Linked DNA regions of Homo sapiens: region 2 is linked to region 1. The links are chromatin contacts, found by Hi-C or POLR2A ChIA-PET in ENCODE. All regions are on one chromosome and are shown on one strand. Each heading gives the region's core, a stretch centred on a gene start or an enhancer-like site at or near the end of the contact. The rest is flanking DNA. Distances are from core to core; before and after follow the strand shown.

Region 1 (6,738 bases), core at 2,995-5,494:
AAATCCTGTCTCTACAAAAAATACAAAATTTAGCCATGTGTGGTGATGTGTGCCTATGGCACTAGCTACTAGGGAGGCTGAGATGGGAGAATCACCCGAGCCCCAGTAGGGCAAGGCTACAGTGAGCCGTCATTGCACCACTGCACTCCAGCCTGGGCGACAGAGTGAGACTCTATCTAAATAAATAAATAGGTCAAGTAATATTAGAAACATGAAAATGTCGACTGGTCTTGGCAATACAGAGGTCTTTGGTGAGCTTATGAAGGCATTTCTAATGTAGGAATGAGGATAGAGTTTTAAATTTTTTGTTCAAGGATGCAAATATTGCTGAATGAAGCAAAAGATTTGTTGCCTGGAATTTAATATCTTTACAACTCTTTGTTCTTTTAGAGTCATTCGGATTCCTTTCGGTTGCTCAAATATAACATTGTATCTGCTTCTAAATTCATGGGCAACAATTGTCCTCTTCTGGTTCAAAGGCACAATATAATCCCAGGAATTTTTTTGGTATGTGCTTTGAGATATAATGACTCTTTTGACTGGGCTGTTGTGTATGATGTTTGCATGACTTGGGGATTATTCATAGGGTCAACAGAAGGCTACCAAAATAGCTCAGCTTAAATCACAACCTTGGGATAACCCTTGACTTCAGGTCTTCTTATAACTGCAGATTTAACACTGTTGCATTATCTTTACTGTTACTCTAATGAATTTAAAAATTGAATACTCTGTTAAAACTGAGGTGGCCGGCCGGGCGCGGTGGCGCACGCCTGTAATCCCAGCACTTTGGGAGGCCGAGGCGGGAGGATCACGAGGTCAGGAGATCGAGACCATCCCGGCTAAAACGGTGAAACCCCGTCTCTACTAAAAATACAAAAAATTAGCCGGGCGTAGTGGCGGGCGCCTGTAGTCCCAGCTACTTGGGAGGCTGAGGCAGGAGAATGGCGTGAACCCGGGAGGCGGAGCTTGCAGTGAGCCGAGATCCCGCCACTGCACTCCAGCCTGGGCGACAGAGCGAGACTCCTTCTCAAAAAAAAAAAAAAAAAAAAAAAAAAAAAAAAAAAACTGAGGTGGCCATATCATTCGCCTCATGAGTTCATATAAAAATTAAGTGCTAAAATTTAATTCCCACCTTTATGAAGCTTATAACCTAGTTGAGGAGATATGGCTACATAAAAATCCATAGTGTAAGACCTAGTAGAATAACTACCATAAGCAAGACAGCCTGGTGTGGTAGAGAAAAAGCATGAACTTTGAAAACAAACACACTTGAGTTCAAACCTTGATTCTACTATTTGCTTGCTGTGTGACCTTTGGTAAATTACTAAGCTTCTCTGAGCTTGTATCCTCCCTTTCAAAAGGGAGAAATAATAACCAACTCATAAAATTATTGTAAAAATTCAGTGAGATAATGTGCACAAAGTGCTTGTTTCAATTCCTGGCACATCATAGGCAATGAATGCTAATTCCCTTCCACTGGTTTTTCAGTTCAACAAATGTTTATTGACTGTCTGCTCTGTGCCAAACACAAGTACTGAATACTGAAGATACACTCACCCACTCACTCAGTCAATAAAATGAGCCACAGTTCCTTCTGCCAAGGAGCTCCTAGTCCAGTGGGGTGAGCCACAGCCTGAGGCTTCCTGAGAAGTGTCATATGTGCATAGCCACTTGGGTTTCCTCATAGCCAGTTGGGTTTCCTCACAACATGGTGCTGGTTTGAAGAAGGAATGTTCCTGGCCGAGCATAGTGGCTCATGCCAGTAATCCCAGCACTTTGGGAGGCCGAGGTGGGAGGATTGTTTGAGCCCAGGAGTTCAAAACCAGCCTGGGCAACATAGTGAGACCCTGTCTCTACAAAATTAAAAAAATTAGCTGGGCTTGGTAGTGTATGCCTGTAGCCCTAGCTACTCAGGAGGCTGAGGCAAGAGGATCACTTGAGCCTGGAAGTCAAGGCTGCAAGGAGCTGTGATTACACCACTGCACTCCAGCCTCAAAAGTTATGCGGTATGCTATTGCTCATACTATTGGTTAAAGCCAACTGTATACTAGCCCCTAAGGGTAGGTAGGATTTTGTCAGAGAGATGAGAAGAAGGAAGAGAAAGAGGTTCCAGGCAGAGGACATGTTGTAAGTAAAGATAAGGTTTGGCGCACAAGAAACCAGGTGACCTGAATTTTAGTCTAAGACCTTCCCCTTTAACCAGCTGTATTTGTTTGGGTTCATGTCATCTGGAAAAAAAGAAGACTGAGTTAGATCAGTGGCTCTCAATCACAGCTGATGCTTTGGATACATGAAAAAAAAATGACTTCTGGGCTTCACCCTCGAACAATTAAATCAGAATGTCTGTGGATGAGACCCAGCATCAGTATTCTCTTTATTACAATATAGTTTACATACAACGTAATGCGTTCAAGTGAATATTTTAAGCGCCAATGAGTTTGACAAACGTATGTACCCATGTAATCACTTCCACAGTCAAGATAGAAAACACTGCCATCACCCTAAAAGTTTCCTTTGGCCCATTAGCTGCCAGTCCTTCCAACATCATCCCCAGATCACCACTGATCAGTGTTCTGTCACTATAGATTAGGTTTGTCCCTTCTAGAATTTCATCTAAAAGGATTCATATGCCTGTAATCCCAGCACTTTCAGAGGCTGAGGCAGGTGGATCACGAGGTAGGGAGTTCAAGACCAGCCTGGCCAACATAGTGAAACCCCATCTCTACTAAAAATACAGAAAATTAGCCGGGCGTGGTAGCAGGTGCCTGTAATCCCAGCTACTTGGGAGGCTGAGGCAGGAGAATCACTTGAACCCAGGAGGCAGAGGTTGCGGTGAGCGGAGATCATGGCACTGCACTCCAGCCTGGGTGACAGTCCAAGACTCCATCTCAAAAAAAAAAAAAAAGGATTCATACAGTAAGTATTATTTTGTCTGGCTACAATGAGGTATTAGCGTTTGTTTTAAAAGTTTCTCTGGGTGATTTTAATGAGAAGCAATGACTGGATGATCTTTCAGGACCCTTCCAGCTAAAAAGATGCCATGATTTCATCTGCTAGCCTAGAGGCACTTTATGAAAGTTGCATTTTGGGAATAATATATATGATAGATATCATTATAATAATTATGACAATGGTAATACTAATGTTTATTGATCTTTAACTATGTGCCCAGGCACTGTGCTAAGTTATTCATGTGTATTTTCTTATCTAAATCCTCACAGCAATCCAGGGGGTAGGTACTAATTTTATCCCTGATAACAGAGGTGGAAACTGAGACACAGGTTAACTTATCTAAGGTCAAGGAGCTCGCATGTGGTGGGATCAGAATTCAAATCCAGATTTTCTCACTATGAACAGAGACTGCTTTTAATCAAAATTCTGCAAGAGTTTCTACAAGGTGAAGTCTCAGCCCCCACTTCCTCGGACATGCTCGTAAGAAGTGTAAAGTGTTCCCAGATGAATGCTTTCAGCTTGTTGATGAGTTCCAGCTGGGGAGAAGAAATAATTCAACCGTACATTTAGCAAGAAGGCACAGAGCCTACCTCAATATGCAAAGGAATCCAGCTTGTTTCAAGTGTCAAGTGACAGTTTAGACAAGAGAAAAGGACTCAGTACAAATGAGATGGGACAGAGGTTGCATCCCGTGCATGTCTTCTGAGATATATACAAAATAGAGAAACAAAGACTAACTCATCCACTGATTTCACCGTAGTAATGCAGATTATTTCCTGACATTTCAATACACAGATACACACACACACACACCACACACACACACACACACACATCTATTTTCAGTTTTCAAAATATTCATCACTGTCACTACGAACAATGAACAACTAGTCTTATTTTGTGGTAGAGGAGTCTTCCCAGAGTACCTGACAGGTGACCAAATATCACCCTGCTCCTGCAAACCTATTTGATTCTGGGAGTCTTGGTAGACATGCTTGGTTGGTTTACAGCCTGTGCTTCTTATAAATTCACTAGTGGCTTAAAAAAAAAAAAAAGCATCAGCACGATGAAAATATATGTCTTTCTTAAGTTGCACTCACCCATGACATCCAAATCAAAGGCTTGTCAGCTGAGGTTGTCCCAGTTCCCTCCAAGAGAATATTAACAATTAATCCTGATCACCCGAAACAAACAGGTTCCTATTCAAATACTGGCTGTCAGTATCTGGCTGTCAAGCCAAGAGCAAGGCTAAGGCCTCAGCCTGCCCAGCTGTCTGCCCGCTGGGTGACAGTGTTGATCCATCTGAAATAAATGCGCTTTGTCCCTGGGCCAGAAAATACCAGGTCCCTAAAAGGAAAGACTGCAGCCAGATGGTGTTCTGAGGGCCTGGGGAAACGCTTTGCCTTCCTTCCCGGAGAGAAGCAGAATGATTCTGTGTTTTCTTTATCTTTCAAAGGAAGATGTGAGGTGAAGCATTGTTCTGATGTTACCATATTGGGCTAGGTTTCTCTGGGCGAAGTGCTACCGCGAATGATGTGATTACACATAATAAATTACTTGCATTTTCCTGATAATTTAATGAGGGCAAAGAGCTTGCAATGAGCGTTGTGAAAACTCAGCTGAAAATTCATTTCAGCTGTTTGTTCGGATGCATGGGGCTGGAAGGATTCTTTAACTGAGGTGTTCTTTTTTATACACATGTGCATCCAGGGCTCTGGGGTGGGACAAGATTGTCTCTGTGGAATATTATTTCCAAATTGCCAGCTCACATATTTACATTATTCTATCTGTTCTGACGTGATCCTTGACTTCAAGAGGGAAGAGAGTTCCTGTCCAGATACAAATACTGTTCAGATGCAAATACAGGAACAGGCCAGCTGCAGTGGCTCATGCCTATAATCCTAGCACTTCCCTGGGAGGCTGAGGTGGGAGGATCACCTGAGGCCAGGAGTTCAGGACCAGCCTGGTCAACGTGGTGAAACCCCGTCTCTAATAAAAACACAAAAATTAGCCAGGCATGGTGGCGTGTGCCTATAATTCCAGCTACTTGGGAGGCTGAGGCAGGAGAATCACTCCAGCCTGGGTGACAGAGTGAGACTCCATTTCGAAAAACAACAAAAACAGGAACAAATACTGTAGTCTGTAGTTACAATTCCAGGTGACCAGTGGAAATGGTGGAAGTGTGTAGTGACACCGCAGTAGAGGAGAGAGAATGATGGAACCAGCCATGTCTCTCCTTTAAAGGGACAAGACAGAAAATGAATTGAGTGCTTCAGGAGGCTTTAAAAGGCTTGGTTTGGGCCATTTTTTGTTCTCCTCCACCGTACCTCTCCAAAGATGGAGTAAAGAGAATAGTGACTCAAAACATTGTGACTCTTCATCACAATGTTTTATGAGGAATGAAGCCATGTTAATTTTTTTTTAAGCGAGACAGAGTCTGTCACCTAGACCGGAGTGCAGTGACACAATTATAGCTCACTGCAGCCTTGACTCCTGGGCTCAAGGGATCCTCCCGCCTCAGCTTCCTAAGTAGCTAGGACGGCAGGCACACACCATCACACATGACTAATTTTATTTTTTGTAGATTTGAGGTCTCACTATGTTGCCCAGACTGGCATCAAACTCCTGGCCTTAAGTGATAGATCCTCCTGCCTCATCTTCCCAAAATGGGGGGATTACAGGCATGAGCCACTGCCCCGAGCCAAAGTCATGTTTACGTGAGCCTTTGTCCCAAATTCTTATAATCAGGTTGAAAGACTAAAATAGAATTATCAACTTAAGAAATTATATCACAAAACTTTTAGTACTTAGTATATGTGCTGCCGAAGCGAGCACAACAAAACTTATAGTACTTAAATAGTTTCTTGGCTGGGCATAGTAGCTCAGGCCTGTAATCTCAGCACTTTTGGAAGCTAGACAGGAAGATTGCTTGAGACCAGGCATTCAAGACCAGCCTGGGCAACATAGTGAGATCCCATCAAAAAAAAATTATTTTTAAGTTTCTTTTTTCACCTTTGTTTTATTTAATATTATTTGATCCAACTTATTTGAGCCAATTTAGCACATTTATATTTTATTACAAGTGACATAATAAAGGTTTGGGTTTTTTAATAACAAAGGTTTTTGATATTTCAACTACACTACAACTGCAGTCATATTTTCTAAAGGAGCTCTCCTTGAGTTCTGAGAATCTCAAATGAGGGTGAAGAATACAAACAGGTGGGCTGTGGATTGGGCTTTTGCTCTCTGAGACTCACACAGACACTGAGCATCACGGAGCCAAGGACCATCAAAGCCAGAGGGTGAAGCTGTTGAGCTGTGAGTCACTTCCCTGTCTCTCCTCTTCAGACACTTCAAAGCCTTTTCTAACTTTAGCTACCGAACACCCAGACAGCATGGGCCCTCTTAGGGCAAACTGCAACCACACGCATTTTTTTTTTTTTTTTGAAAGGGAGTCTCACTCTTGTTGCCCAGGCTGGAGTGCAGTGGCATGATCTTGGCTCACTGCAACCTCCGCCTCCTGGATTCAAGCGATTCTCCTGCCTCAGCCTCCTGAGTAGCTGGGATTACAGGTGTGTGCCACCATGCCTGGCTAATTTTTGTATTTTTAGTAGAGATGAGGTTTCACCGTGTTGGCCAGGCTGATCTCAAATTCCTGACCTCAGGTGATCCACCTGCCTCGGCCTCCCAAAGTGCTGGGATTACAGGCATGAGCCACCGTGCTCCACTCCACATGCATTTTTGTATCCTATTCAGTATATATTAAGGATATTTTATCAGAGTTTT
Region 2 (6,738 bases), core at 1,319-3,818, 49 kb before region 1:
GTTTATAACTTCTCAGTGAGAAAGCCCACTCTGACACAGGGGTGAAGGTATATTGATTTTTGTATACATGTATTTTAATAAAAGTAATTCATGCATGTGGTAAAAAATTAAACTACAGAGTATTACCTGGAAATTAAAATTTTCTCTTCCTCTCAACCTCTTAGCCATTCTGCAAATATATCCATGGCAAAGAGTATTTTGGGCCAGGCACTATGGCTCACGCCTGTAATCCCAGCACTTTGGGAGGCCAAGGTGGGTGGATCACTTGAGGTCAGGAGATCGGGACCAGCCTGGCCAACATGGCGAAACCCCATCTCTACTAAAAATACAAAAATTAGCCAGGCATGGTGGCCTGTGCCTGTAATCCCAGCTACTTGGAAGGCTGAGGCAGGAGAATCACTTGAACCCCGGAGGCAGAGGTTGCAGTGAGCCAAGATCATGCCAGTGTACTCCAGCCTGGGTGACAGAGTGGGACTCTGTCTCAAAAAAAAAAAAGTATTTTATATAGTCTTAAAAATACGGTGAGTTTATATCCACATACCCACATCTATATATGCATATGTTTGCTTACTTTTCTCTCTCTTTTAAATTCCCAATGAAAAAAAGTACTTCTTGTCCTGAAGTCTGAGCTAAAAACAGAGTCACCATTTGTGAGGCCCTATGATAATTTCATTACAGTACCATTAACACATCCTCAAAAGGAGCACTCAACTGACAAATAACTGATAACTAAAATGTGGTATAGCCATACAAGGAAATATTATTTCATTCATAACACAGAATGAAGTATTGATACATGTTACAACGTAGATTAATCTTGAATGCATTGTGCTAAGTAAAAGCATAGTCACAAAAGACCACATATTGTATGATTCCATTTGCACGAAATATCTAGATTAAGCAAATCTGTACAGAAAGCAAATAGATCAGTGGCTGCCCAGAGGCCAAGGAGAGGGAGCGATGCGGGTCACTGCTAGTGGACACATGGTTTCTTTTTGGGGTGATAAAAAATGTTCTAAAATTGATTATCATGATTGTTGCACAACTCTGTAAATATTCTAGAAACCATTGAACTCTATACTTTAAATGGTGACTAGTATGATGTGAGAACTATATTTCAGTAAAGCTATTATATAAAAAAGGGAGGTATTTTTAAAAACTACTGTTGTTCACACGTGTAATCCCAGAACTTTGGGAGGCCGAAGTGGGCGGATCACCTGAGGTCAGGAGTTAGAGACCACCCTGGCCGACATGGTGAAACCCCATCTCTACTAAAAACACAAAATTAGCTGGCCATGGTGGTGCATGCCTGTAATCCCAGCTATATGGGAGGCTGAGGCAAGAGAGTCACTTGAACCTGGGAAGTGGAGGTTGCAGTGAACCGAGATCACACCATTGCACTCCAGCCTGGGCAACAAGAGCAAAACTCCGTCTCAAAAAATAAATAAATAAATAAATATAAATAAATGTATTTAAAAAATAAAGAGAGACACAGCTCAATAAATTAATATATAATTTGCTGTCTTGTATTGCATGATTAAAGTAGGTGTCATTATTTCCCTTTCACCTAATAAGAAAATTGGACCTGCACTTGGTATTTCTTGTTCACTCCAATTTTATGAAATTTAAAAGAATTATCATTCCAGGAATACTAAATTAAAAATAAAAGCTATACATGAAAAAATTAATAGGTAGTGGTTGATGCAAGAGTTGAGCAACATGATTCCTGAGATGTCCTTTATGACTAATTGACAGTCTTAGAGAATTAGAAGTCAACAACGTTAAAATGGAAATAAAAATACATCACAAATCTTCACTTTCTAGGCAGAAGCTAGAATGTTCAGTGCCCTGATCAGACTTTTCCCAACAGTTAAATTTGCACTGGGAAATTGTTCCCTTTATTTGACACATAAAATTAAATGCCCAAGATGAGAATTATATCTGTGAAATAAACAGGAGATGAAAAAATTTTCTCCACTCGCCCCTCCGGGGTGGTTGCCTTCCTCATCCTCCCCCTGTCTTCTTTGATAATAGCATCTAAGCAGATAAATGCAACACCATCTGCTGATGGTATTTTGGGAACTTCACACAAGTCCAAAACACTAAGCCAAAACGCTAAGTCCTGCCCCTGTGTAATGTTATCCGAGCCTCATAGCCCATTTCTTGGCAGAGAGTAATGTCTACTTTCAGCAGAACTGAAGACTCTGAAAGAGACAAGGCAAAACAAAAAGAAAGCTGCCTTTAAAGGGATTTCAGTATTTCACTATTAACGATCTTTTAAAAGAATCCTCCTTTTGGGCATCTGCCCTCCCACCAAAGGGGGTCTTGGTGAGAAGGCTCAGCAGCCCATGCAGTTAGGAAGAGGAATAAAAGAGGGGTGTGGAGTGAGACCCCTGTTACTGGGATTCAGCGGATAGGGAAACACCGTGTGGACAGGAAGACAGCTGCTTTAGCCAAAGCTCCTACCGAAATGCACGGTGGATGGGTAAGGTCTTTCCTGAGGCTTCTGGCAGGAACGAGAACAGCTGAAGGCTAGACCGCTCAGGGTGAGTGAAAGGGTAGGCTGTTCAAGAAAGGAATGTACTCTAGGTGGCCAAGACTTGGCACTGCTGTTTCTGCTCTTTTTTTTTTTCCACTGGCTAGGTCGCTTTGCTCCTCCAGCCCAGCTTGCAGGCTCCTTGGTTAAGCCCAAAGTGCTCCTTTTATACTATGAACTATTCTCATCCTTCTGGTAGAGGGTGAGCCTATCAAACTTTATATTAGGCTGCAGGTAGTTTATTAACTAACCTCTCTCAGCCTCTGTTTTCTCGTCTATGAAATGGGACTCATAATACCTATAGATGGGATTGTGAGGACTTAATCATGAAAGCCAACATTTTTATAGAACTTACAAGGTGCCTGGCTCTGAAGTGTTTTACACGTATTAACTCATTTAGCTCTCACAACAGCCCTATGAGGTAGGTGCTATTGTTATCATCACTTTTAAGGCAAGGAAACTGAGCCACAGAAAGGTTGAGAAATATGTCCAAGTCAGGCCGAGCATAGTGGTTCATGCCTCTAATCCTAGCACTTCGGGAGGGTGAGGCAGGAGGATCACTTGACCCCAGGAGTTCAAGACCAGCCTGGGAAACATAGTGAGAGCGTCTCTGTAAAAAATAAACAAAATTAGCCAAGCATGGTGGCATGCCCCTGTAGTCCCAAATACTCAGGAGGCTGAGGCAGGAGGGTCACCTTAGCTTGATCATGCCACTGCACTCCAGCTTGGGCAACAGATCAAGAAAAAAAAAAAAAAGGAAGGAAGGAAAGGAGGGAGGAAGGAAGGAGGGAAAGAAAGAGAAAGAAAGAAAAAGAAAGAGAGAGAGAGAGAAAGAAAGAAAGAAAGAAAGAAAGAAAGAAAGAAAGAAAGAAAGAAAGAAAGAAAGAAAAAGAAAAAAAGAGAAAGAAAGAAAGAGAAAGAAAGAAGAGAAGAGAATGGAGGGAAATCCAAATCTACAAAAATAGGATGTGGCAGACTGCCATGGTTACTACTTGAGACCATCACTACGACAGTTACTACTGTTACTACTTGAGACCATCATTACGAGACCGAACGAAGGGGGACGAACGTAGAAATGAAAACTTAAGACAAAAGAAACTGTTTTAAAGGAAGGGGCCAGGGGAAGAAGAAAAGGGCTCCCTGCTTCTAGTGAGCAAAGGCAGCAGCCACCCTGAGTTTCTACAGCCCTTCGTATTTATTGGGTAGCAAGAGCAGGGAGGAGCGGGTAACGACTGGTCAGCTGCTTAATTGATCACAGGTTCACATTATTGGTAACAGGCTTCAGATGCGCCTAATCACAAGAAACACTGTGCTTGGGGCTTGACTGCCCTCAGCGTTCCTTCTGGGCAGCAGACGCAGTTTGTCAGTTTGCCAACATCCTGCTTTCATGAGAACAGTTTGCTGTTTACTCATACAGCCTCCAGTGGTATACTGAGTTGATCACAACCCTCACTCAGCCTTCAACAATAGCACACAGACGAACCAGATTCAATATCATACCAGTCTGGCCGTATAGGGTTTGGAACCATTAAGCAACACTACCTACTAAAAGCCTGTAGTTAAGGCTCTCATACAACACTCAGAGCTTAGTAGGCGCTATAATAAATGTTGTCTATCAAAATAATTATTACCTCAAGACAGAAAATGTCCTAAGTGTAGAGAGAGAACTGCAATCAGGGCATCCCTGGAATGCCTAAACAGTGTCCTGCGTCTAATAATTATTCAAAATATATTGGCTTAACAATCCATTTTGTCAACATGATTCAACAGACTTTCTTTAAGCTTCTTCTCTGTGCCAGGGGCTCTGCCCAAAAGACAGAAGGCCCAAAGATGATTTGGACAAGGACTCATAGTGTGATGCTACTGATCTGAAACTAATAAAATGCTTGGCTGCATTCACAGACCAAGAGAGTATAGTGGAGATAACATCAACACATTCCTCTCATTCACCACCCAAATCCCATCCATCCAAACCCTAGATGGTTCTTGAATCCATACCTGGGTCTCCGTCTTTCTCACCTGTACTCGCATCCAAGCTGCCATCTTCCCTGGACCACTCAGCTAGTCATGACCTCTTAACTGGTCTCCCAGCATGTACTGTGGTCCCTCCCTAATCCACTTGATCATGTAGCCTCCTTGCTTAGTTGTTAAAACCCTTCTATTATTTTTTGCTCTTTTTTCTTTTTATCATTATTATTATTATTGAAATAGAGACGAGGTCTTGCTTTGTTGCCCAGGCTGGTCCTGAACTCCTGGCTTCACGCAGTCTTCCCACCTAGGCCTCCTGAAGTGTTGGGATTACAGGCATGAGCCATTGCACCCAGCCTGGTTTTTTGCCCTTAAGATAAAACTCATGCTATGGCCAAGGATTCCTGCATATCTGACCACTGCCTGCCAATCACTCCCATCTAATTTACGCCACTCTTGACCCTAGTCATGCTGTCTTCCTTTCAGTCCTTTGAATGCACTATGCCCACCTCCTCTCCTAAGTCCTTTGACACATCTGGGTGTATCCATTTGGAACACAGCTGTGGTTAAATGTCCACCCCTGATTCAATCAGCCATAGCCAAGGTAGCAGGCCCACATGGTATGATAATTGTGGCTGGCAGGATCCATTCCTATGACCCTATAGATGCAAGGGGAGGGAGAAGGCATGTCTCAGAGAAGGGACACTAATCAGCTGAGCAGGTATGTATCAAGCTTCCTTCCAGAAAGATATTCAGGCAGAGAGAGTGACTATCCTCCAGGAATGTGACAGGAGAGATTCCCATGCTCTTAAAAGCTGTATCTTGGTGACTTCCATCACCTCAGCCAAATCAATGAGTGCATGAATTTTTCTTGTTCTAAATGGGTCAATTTCTGTCTTTTTTGTAGACAAACAGTAGCAGTGATGTTTAATTAGGAAGGAGGCCTGGTGATCAGCAGAAAAGGAAACATCATAAGGGAATGGACCTGGCCTTCAAAAGGAAAACTTGATAATCCAGTGGAAATTTGGGTATTATTTTACAATTAGCATTCTTATGGTTATTTTTATGTTGCAACAGTAATTTACTTTGGGTATCTAAAATATACTATTATGGGACTAGACACAGTGGCTCACACCTGTAATCCCAGCACTTTGGGAGGCTGAGGCAGGTGGATCACCTGAGGTCAGGAGTTCAAGACCAGCCTGGCCAACATGGTGAAACTCCATCTCTACTAAAAGTACAAAAATTAGCTGGGCATGGTGGCACATGCCTGTAATCTCAGCTACTTGGGAGGCTGGGGCAGAAGAATCACTTGAACCTAGGAGGCAGAGGTGGCAGTGAGCCAAGATTGCACCACTGCACTCCAGTCTGGACAACAGAGTAAGACTCCATCTCAAAAAAACAACAAAATAAAAAATAAAAAAATATATATGCTATTAAAGGAAACAAGGTTGAGAAGACTGAATTAATTTGCTGGCTATAAATTTTTTTATTTGTACAAATTTATTACATGTATATTTATTACATGTACAACTTTGTTACATGTATATAATATGTAGTGGTCAAGTCAGGGTATTTGGGGTGTCTGTCACCCGAGTAAAAAACAGTTTTGGGGTTTTCTGTTTCTTTGTTTTTTTATAGAGTCAAGATTTCAGTATGTTGCCCAGGCTGGTCTCAAACTCCTGGGCTCAAGCAGTCCTCCAGACTTAGTCTCCCAAAGTGCTGTGATTACAGGCATAAACCACCATGCCCAGCCCAAGTACAAAACATTTTTGTTAAGTATAGTCACCCTACTGTGCTGTCAAACATTTTATGTATTCCTTCTTACTGTGTGTTTTTACCCTTTAACCCGCTTCTCTTCATCCTCCCTTTACCCCTGCCCCACCCCTCCCAGTCTCTGTTCTCTATTTTCCACTCTTTACCTCCATGTGATCCCATTTTTTAGCTCCCACATATAAGTGAGGACATGCGATATTTGTCTTTTTGTGCCTGGCTTATTTCATTTCAGATAATAACCAGTTCCTGGATGTGATACATTTTTACTTCAGTTCTTCATTTCACTTGGCAAACTATACTTGGCCCTTTCTTAATGGATTTATCTTTGCTAAACAGCAGTTGCTTTAAACAGCAATTTTTTAAAATTGTTATTAGAAAAGCAGTTCATGCCTACTGTAAAAACATTTCTAAAATAGGAAAGTATGGTGTTCAAAGTGAAAGTCTCCTCCTCCTCAATT

The links. Hi-C counts contacts between places; a loop is a spot of excess contacts on that map. ChIA-PET counts read pairs that join two places held with the same protein, here RNA polymerase II (POLR2A). Pooled maps may share reads with other maps.
Region 2: a map of prostate gland shows a loop between it and region 1 (2.2-fold over the local background). The contact joins two enhancer-like sites. A Hi-C loop is called at or near these places in 4 of 168 maps with a recorded cell type or tissue (esophagus muscularis mucosa, gastrocnemius medialis, prostate gland and 1 more) and 1 of 50 pooled maps. POLR2A ChIA-PET finds 5 or more read pairs at or near these places in 4 of 52 experiments (OCI-LY7, activated CD4-positive, alpha-beta T cell, activated CD8-positive, alpha-beta memory T cell and 1 more).

Annotation. Positions count from the first base shown.
Region 1 is chr12:95,334,142-95,340,879 of GRCh38, reverse strand. It overlaps LOC105369917 (a long non-coding RNA gene), which reads left to right. Exons shown (of 11, transcript XR_001749265.1): 10 at 391-507; 11 at 3,222-3,310. Among named protein-coding and RNA genes, the nearest start is that of MIR3685, 28 kb to the right of the region's middle. RefSeq lists an enhancer at 5,043-5,959. Within about 2 kb of position 4,244, at least 17 of the 41 ENCODE cell types and tissues checked have a DNase peak (open chromatin) inside an H3K27ac peak, as active enhancers do; they include OCI-LY7, prostate gland and tibial artery, where a contact is called at or near this core.
Region 2 is chr12:95,381,246-95,387,983 of GRCh38, reverse strand. LOC105369917 (a long non-coding RNA gene) reads left to right here. Exons shown (of 11, transcript XR_001749265.1): 5 at 5,412-5,532. Among named protein-coding and RNA genes, the nearest start is that of MIR3685, 75 kb to the right of the region's middle. Within about 2 kb of position 2,568, at least 15 of the 41 ENCODE cell types and tissues checked have a DNase peak (open chromatin) inside an H3K27ac peak, as active enhancers do; they include OCI-LY7, prostate gland and tibial artery, where a contact is called at or near this core.